2 separate regions of the Homo sapiens genome follow, and region 2 is linked to region 1. A link is an interaction called in ENCODE POLR2A ChIA-PET data of the cell type or tissue named here. Cell type or tissue: Panc1. All regions are shown on one strand. Region 1 has its middle 40 kb from the start of MIR7706. Region 2 overlaps PDE8A (phosphodiesterase 8A).

What was found. Peaks named below come from ENCODE experiments on the same cell type or tissue, not always from the same donor. Only the 100,000 strongest peaks of a DNase experiment are listed, where the experiment ranks them.
Region 2: POLR2A ChIA-PET joins it to region 1 with 5 read pairs; 2 of 35 experiments call an interaction of 5 or more read pairs at or near these places.

The regions. Positions count from the first base shown.
Region 1 is chr15:85,338,545-85,342,544 of GRCh38, reverse strand. No RefSeq gene overlaps it. Among named protein-coding and RNA genes, the nearest start is that of MIR7706, 40 kb to the left of the region's middle. In Panc1, no CTCF peak of the experiment used is centred here; a DNase peak (open chromatin) is centred at 2,286; H3K27ac peaks cover 1,735 bases.
Region 2 is chr15:84,998,698-85,002,697 of GRCh38, reverse strand. All of the region lies in intron 1 of PDE8A (phosphodiesterase 8A), which reads right to left. Among named protein-coding and RNA genes, the nearest start is that of PDE8A, 19 kb to the right of the region's middle. In Panc1, no CTCF peak of the experiment used is centred here; no DNase peak of the experiment used is centred here.

The DNA.
Region 1 (4,000 bases):
GAGAAAGTCGTCATCATCACCACCATCATCATCAGTACAACCACCGTCACTCTATAATTACCTCCTATGTGCCAGACAATCTACTAAGCCTTCTGTGTACATTAACTCATTTGATCCTCTCAGCAAACCACAAGGAGGTATTGTAATTGTCCCCGATTTTTCAGATGAGGAAAATGACGAGAGAGATTAAGTGGCTTACCCAAAGTCACCCAGAGTCAGGATATGAAATTGTGCCATCTGGTTCCAGAGATCATATGGTTGATAATGGAAGGAACAACCAGTACAAAGATGAGAACGTATGCATGGGTGTTTATGTGAAGGATTGAGATTATTTCAGTGCGGCTGGAACATGGTATATAAATGTGTCTACCTCAGTGGCTCTCCCAATCTCTGTGCCTCTTCTCCTGCTTTCTCATCATTCTCTCTATGCAGTACTATTTTAAATACATAGCTTGAGCTTTTGAACCACACTACAGATGCAGACTTGGGCTCCAAATCTGAAAAAATGCTAGCCCATGGTTATAACCTCTTAGAGATCAGTGTTTTTTCTTTTCTTTCTTTTTTTTTTTTTTTTTGAGACGGAGTCTCGCTCTGTCGCCCAGGCTGGAGTGCAATGGCACGATCTCTGCTCACTGCAAGCTCCGCCTCCCGGGTTCACGCCATTCTGCTGCCTCGGCCTCCCGAGTAGCTGGAACTACAGGCGTGCGCCACCTTGCCTGGCTAATTTTTTGTATTTTTAGTAGAGACGGAGTTTCACCGTGTTCGCCAGGATGGTCTCGATCTCCTGACCTCGTGATCCGCCCGCCTCAGCCTCCCATAGTGCTGGGATTACAGGCGTGAGCCACTGTGCCTGGCCTTTTTTCTTTTCTTTCTCCCTGACTCTGATTGGTGCCAAGACCTCACTTTCCATCACCCCATGGGGTGTTGTGGGAGGGGCCAGTTTACTTCTGCTTCACACGGACTTGAGGAGGTGACTGTGGAATTCCTGGTAATCCCTAGCCTTGACTTCTGTGTTCTTGCTTCCAGAGTCCATCAGAACCACAGCTCAGTTTTGCAGCTTGGAGAATTCAGATGGACAAATGCCTTCACAGGAAAGGTGGCTTTGATGTTCCACTTATTTCTCTGGGTTCTTGCTTTCTCTTAGACTTGAGGCTGGAATTTCTTACCATCCTGTCAGCAATTTGATGCTTTTACAAATATGAAAAGAGAATTATCCAGCATGCTTAGTTATTTTCAGCAGGAGAGTTGGTCTAAATTACTAGTCCTTCAACTACAGGAAACTCAAAGTCCCAAGACTCATCCAACTTTCACAACAACCCTATGATGTAGATACAATTAACTTGATTTTTCCAATGAGGCAAATGTGATTCAGGGAATTTAAATAACTTGCAAAAGGTCACACAGTTAATAGATGATAGGGCCAAGCTTCCAACCCAAATTTCTCTGACTTTAATTTCCACATCTCTCCCACCATATTCCCAGGTTCACCACTCACTAGCTGTGTGGCCTTGGGGAAGTCACTTAACCTCTCTGTGTTTAAATTTTCTCATTTACAAAATGAAGGTAATAAAAGAATCAACATCAAAAAACTGTGCCAGTGAAATCAATTAGTGCATGTATAGCATTTATAACTGCCTTGCACATAAAAAGAACAAATATTTGCAGTTTCTAACATTATTATTATAGTTCTCTAGGGAAATCCAACTTGTCTACAAGCTGGAAGTTTATGACCTATGATCTATTTAGAGAATACTTGCCAGTCTCAATCTCTATCTCTCTGTCACACACACACACACACACACACAGAGAGGCACACACACATACACACACAAATTCTCTGTCTCTCATTCATTCATTCATTCACCCTTTATGGGCAGCCTTCAGTGTGTAAGGCCTTCTACACAGAGTACATTTACGTCTTGCAGAGCTTTGTGCCAAGGCCATGGGTTTCTTCCCACTCTGGAGTCTTGTTTTCCAAAGGGAGGAGGAACTTCCCTTCTGGTCTGTAGGATAAGAGAGGAGGCCTGTCTGAGTAAATAAATATTTTGGAGTTACAGTATGTGATGATGTCCTTTCCTGTTTTCTTCTCCTGTTTCTGTAGCCTCCTGGTACACAGTGGATAAACAGGGAGTTACTCTTGTGGAGGCTCTGCCACCAGGCCCTCACCTCCCCCAGATGACAGGAGTCCTAAAGCCTTAGTTAGTTGCATCTCTTTCTTTTTCCAAGTGTCAGCTACCTCTTTAGAGACTGCCAGACCCTCTCTGAAGATGACAGGCCAAACTCAGAGGAGCCAGAGAGTCATTCATCAGATGAAGAGGTGACTAGCCACAAATATCCATCAATTACTTGCCATGTGCAAGGAATGCTATGTTGATGTTGTGGAGGACGGGAAGGTTATCATGACACAGCTTTGTGATGAGGTAAGGAGCACAACAGCTCATAAATAATTTTCATTTAACAACAGAAGATTGTCATAAGGCAGTATTTAGGTACAAAGTGAATGAAATAGCTGTCGATGCAGTACAAGGGATTCAGAGGGGAAAGAGGGAAGTGTGTGTGTGTGTGTGTGTGTGTGTGTGTGTGTGTGTCTGTGTGTGTGTGTGTGGTGGAGTGTGAGTGTGTTTTGTGATTGGTGTCAGGGTCCCACTTGGGAGGCAAGTTGAGTGAGAACACCATCCATGGGATAGGGTGTGGGAAAATAGTGGGGTTTAGGGTCCAGGAAATACGGGGAAGGACTACAGGCAATATGTCTAGTTAGAGTACAAAGATTCTAGGTGTGAGCCATGGTCACAGTAGGTATTTAATCTGAAGGGTGGTTCAAGGCAACGCATATGAAATCAAGCGATGTCCACCTTGATCTTGTTCCTTTAAACCAGCTGGCCTATCCACGCACCACACATTTATTGGTAAGGCTAGTCCTGGATGCATTAATACCTTTTCTTTTTGAGACAGGATCTCACTTTGTAGCATAGGCTACAGTGCAGTGGCATGAACATGGCTCTTTGTAGCCTTGACCTCCTGGGGTCAGGTGATCCTCCTGTAGCTGGGACGATAGGCATGCACCACCACACCCAGCTAGTTTTGTATTTTTAGTAGAGACAAGGTTTCACCATGTTGCCCAGGTCAGTCTTGAATTCCTCGGCTCAAGTGATCGGCCCGCTTTGGCCTCCCAAAGTGCTGGGATTACAGGCGTGAGCCATGCCCAGTCCATCAACACCTTTCTAGTAATAATCTAGAATCCTTCACTCTTGCCCTTGAGAATAGGAAAGTGAAAGGCTTCCTAACTCAGAGACTTATTAGACGGTGAAAGTGGAAGAGTTAGCTTCTGGTCATTCAAAATAAACTGAACCTAACCTCTCTTGTTCCAGCCTCTGAATCCCAGGTTTCATAAAGCTTGTTTCTGTTCTTATACTACTTCCTGTGGATCCTTATTCCTGTAGATGTAATCTTGGGCCTGGATGAAATGAAGCATAAAGAAGGAGTCAAAGACAGTGATTAAGAACTAGGCGGGATGTGGTGGCTCACACCTGTAATCCCAGCACTTTGGGAGGCCGAGGCGGGTGGATCACAAGGTCAGGAGATCGAGACCATCCTGGCTAACACGGTGAAACCCTGTCTCTACTAAAAATACAAAATATTAGCCGGGCATTATGGCTGGCACCTGTAGCCCTAGGTACTCGGGAGGCTGAGGCAGGAGAATGGCGTGAACTCAGAAGGCGGAGCTTGCAGTGAGCCGAGATTGTGCCACTGCACTCCAGCCCGGACGACAGAGCCAGACTCCATCTCAAAAAAAAAAAAAAAAAAAGACAGTGATGAAGAACTAAGACCAAGAAAAAGGCTCATCCTAAGACCAAGAAAAAGGCTCATCCTGTATGATTCCCGGTAGGCACTGCAGAGGTGGGCATGGCTTTTTTTTTTTTTTTTTTTTTGAGAGGGAGTTTTCGCTCTTGTTGCCCAGGCTGGAGTGCAATGGCACGATCTTGGCTCACTGCAACGTGGC
Region 2 (4,000 bases), 340 kb after region 1:
GGATTTTCAGCATACCTCCCCCACCTCCCCCAGGAAAGATGAGAGGAAATGGGAATCGCTTCTCGGCCTTTTGGCTAAGATCAAGTGGAGAGGAAATGGGTTGAGAGTTGAGCTGATAACCAATGGCCGATGATTTAATCAACCATGCCTATGTAATGAAGCCTCCATAAAAATCCAGAAAGATGTGTTCAGGGACCATCCAGGTTGGTGAACAAGAACACATCCACATGCCAGAGGGTGGCGCACCCAACTCTACAGGCACTGAAGCTCCTGTGCTTGGGACCCTCTAGACCTAGCCCTGTGTATCACCTCTTTGTCTGTCTGTTCATTTGTATCCTTTAATAAATATATCCTTCCTAATAAACTGGTAATCTAGTAAGTAAACTGTGAGCCAGTCTAGCAAATCATCAATCCCAAGAGGGTGGTCATGAGAACTTCCAATTCGTAGCCAAGTCAGACAACAATTAGGGGCAACCTAAAGACCTACTACTTTCGATTGGCATCTGAACTGGGGGGGCAGCCTCCTTAACCTGGGGGGTCTACACTAATTCCAGTCAGAATTGAATTGAACTTTAGGGCACCCAAGCTGGTGTCCACAAACTGAAAAGCTGCTTTACGTGTGTGGGAGTTTTTTAGGAGGCCAATGCAGGAGGATCACTTGAGGCCAGGAATTCAAGACCAGCATGGGCAACATAGCGAGACCCCATCTCTTAAAAAAAAAGGTAGAATTTTGAAAAGGTGAACCTTTAAGGTAACCTCAAGCCCCCTGGATTGTCATAAGATTAACTTAGTTCATGCACAAAGTACTTAGAACAGTGCCTGGTATGCAGTAAACAGTCAATACATGACAGCTTTATTGTTATACCAGTCTTAGTTATTTCCAGGCTAGTGACCCACGCTTTAATAAGGTGTCACAGCTAGAAACGTATCAAGCTGATCATAGAAAGTGTGTTTGTGCCACACACTCACTGTGATCTCATAATCCAACACTCAGCAGTGCACCATCAAATCCAGAAGATCTTTGATTTGTAATGACGTCTTCAGGTGCCCAACAAGGTGAAGCCACTTCAACAACCTCAGATCCCTCCTGGAGTTCAACAAGGATACCCAGTACCAGCCACCATGCTCTTCCAGTCCCTAGGATATCCATCCATTCTCCGTGACCTTCTTCCACTCTCTGGGTCCTCAAGGCCATAGTGAAACAGTCAGGAGGGAAAAACTGTCCTACAGCAGACCACAGGAACCTCTCCATCCTCTGAGCATGCATGACTTTGACAGTTGGAACCCTTTATCATATCTTAGTCTTGCCTTTTTTTGTTTTTGTTTTTGTAATGGAATATTGCAAATACAAAAAAAAGGGGGCATTTTTTCCAGACATAAAATCTTTTAACAGTTACCTACTTCCTTCTTAGTGCTCTACCTTCATCGAGGTTTTTTTGGTTAATTACACTGATTAAATTGGGAAGAAATTCTTGCGGAGCATTGGCAAGGAAACTGCACCGTCAAAAGTCCAGAGGTTATCAAGTCCCTGGAAATGTGAGTACTCGAGGCATTCAGTGTGTGAGGCACAGGAAGAAGCTGGAGAGGGCGCAGGAACCCATCAGGCTGGGCTTTACAGACCAAAGAAAGGAGTCTGAATTTGGCAACTGGGAGTTACAGGGGGTGTTAGACAGGGGAACAGAACAATGGTATCTGCATTTGCTCACTCTGCTCCTTTTCTGAACCTCTGCTTGCAGGGTAGAGATCTCCTAGACCTCTGCATGTAGGTTCTGGTTATCTGGGAGTTAGAAAAATGAGGTCTGAAGACAAGTTTTTCAGAAGAATGGATAAGGTGGGATAAAAATTCCAGAAAATGTCCTCATAAGGAAGAAAAACAGGGCAGATTATTTTAGCTACCTGGCTCTACAGTGGTAAAGAAAGCTAAGAAGGCTGAGGGCCAGAGCAAAGCACTCACTGCCACCATTTAGAAACCACTGACTCCAAATGGACCTGGTGGGGAGGAGCCAGGGCCCAGTTCACATGCCATGCTTGAAGGTCTTTCCAGAGCCTAGCTATGGGACAGGTACACTTCTCTGATTAGCCAGGGCCTGCACACTGGAAGAACAAGGCCAGTTCATAATAACCCTGAACAGAGACCACCTCCAGCCAGCCTACATTATTTTACTACAGCAGAAACTGAGCACAGTAAGCAAAGCTAGCCCTATAAACAACTGAACCTAAACCAAAACCATGTGATTACCCAAGAGATTCAGTGGGATCTGAAGCTGTCCTACACTGCAGAAACATTCTTGGCCTTGCAAGACAAACACAGCTTTTGGCACTGAAAACTGTTTTTTGGTTTACAGGCCAGAAAACCAGTGCACCCCTGTTTATTTTTCCATTATCAGTATATTCAGCAGCACTGAAAGGATTATAACACAGCTTCCTTCTCCAGTGACCCACTGGTGAGAAAACAAAATTCTGGTTAATAGGCAAAGAAAAACAAGAAAAGTCTGTCACTTCTAAGGTGCATTAACAGATTAGAAGGTATCTTCCTATACCTTCTCTCATGTCCACATTTTATATACAAGGAACCGTGGCTCACAGACAAGTTATTCAATTTGCTCCAGCTCACACAGCTAAATAAGTACCAAAGCCAAAGAGAAAGCCCAGAATTTGAACGCAAGTTTTCAGATTTCAATTCCCCCGCTCTTTTTAACTGTATTGCAGCAACAATATGTTTAGATTTCTATACAGGTTTTATAAAATCAAGGGGGCAGTGGAAACACACACAATTAGAGGCAAGCCTGTGGTCTTGTGAGCTTATCATCTTAAAAGGGAGGCCAGCCGGGCGCAGTAGCTCATGCCTGTAATCCCAGCACTTTGGGAGGCCGAGGCAGGTGAATCACAAGGTCAAGAGATGGAGACCATCCTGGCTAACATGGTGAAAGCCCGTCTCTACCAAAAATACAAAAAATTAGCTGGGTGTACTGGTGCCCGCCAGTAGTCCTAGCTGCTCAGGAGGCTGAGGAAGGAGAATCGCTTGAACCCGGGAGGCAGAGGTTGCAGTGAGCCAAGATTGCACCACTGAACTCCAGCCTGGCGACAGAGCGAGACTCCGTCTCAAAAACAACAAAAAACAGCAACAACAACAACAACAACAACAAAAAAGGGAGGCCATGTCTTATTCATCATCACATTACCAGCAAGTGTCCAGTGCAGTTCCTAGCCCATGGTAAGCACCAAAGGTTTGCTGAATGAATGAGGGAATATTTTATTGTTCAATAAGGAATATGGGCCAGGCGCGGTGGCTCACGCCTGTAATCCCAGTACACTGGGAGGCCGAGGCAGGCAGATCACCTGAGGTCAGGAGTTCAAAGACCAGGCCTGGCCAACATGGTGAAACCCCATCTCTACTAAAAATACAAAAATTAGCTAGGCATGGTGGCAGGTGCCTATAATCCCAGCTGCTTGGGAGGCTGAGGCAGGAGAATCGCCTGAACCCAGGAGGCAGAGGTTGCAGTGAGTCAAGATTGCACCACTGAAATCCAGCCTAGGTGACAGAGCAAGATTCCGTCTCAAAAAAAAAAAAAAAAAGAATGTGACCTATCAGGAAAATTTACCAAACTGGAGTTCTCTGTGTAGATGGGAGAATTGACAAGAGAATACCTACTATGGAGTTCAAGAAGTCAGACTAGAAAACCACTAAAATAATTTCTAACTCATAGTGTCTGAAAACTAATCTCATTAGAGATTAGTGTCTAATGGAAGAACTGATTTTTAGCAATATTGAAAACGAGTATATGTTTGCTCATATAGTCAACTATCAATTATCTCCATAGAGGTGTTCTGTGCCTTTTGAAAATACTGCTGGCCCACAGGTTTTAACCCTGACTTCTTCATCCCAAGGAAAGCCTTTACTATAATTCACCTCATGGGAAGTTTTTGGCTTTTTAAGACCCTATTTCTTAATTCTAGAATAACAAAAAGACAGGGCATAATGATTTGGGGAGAAAAAAGG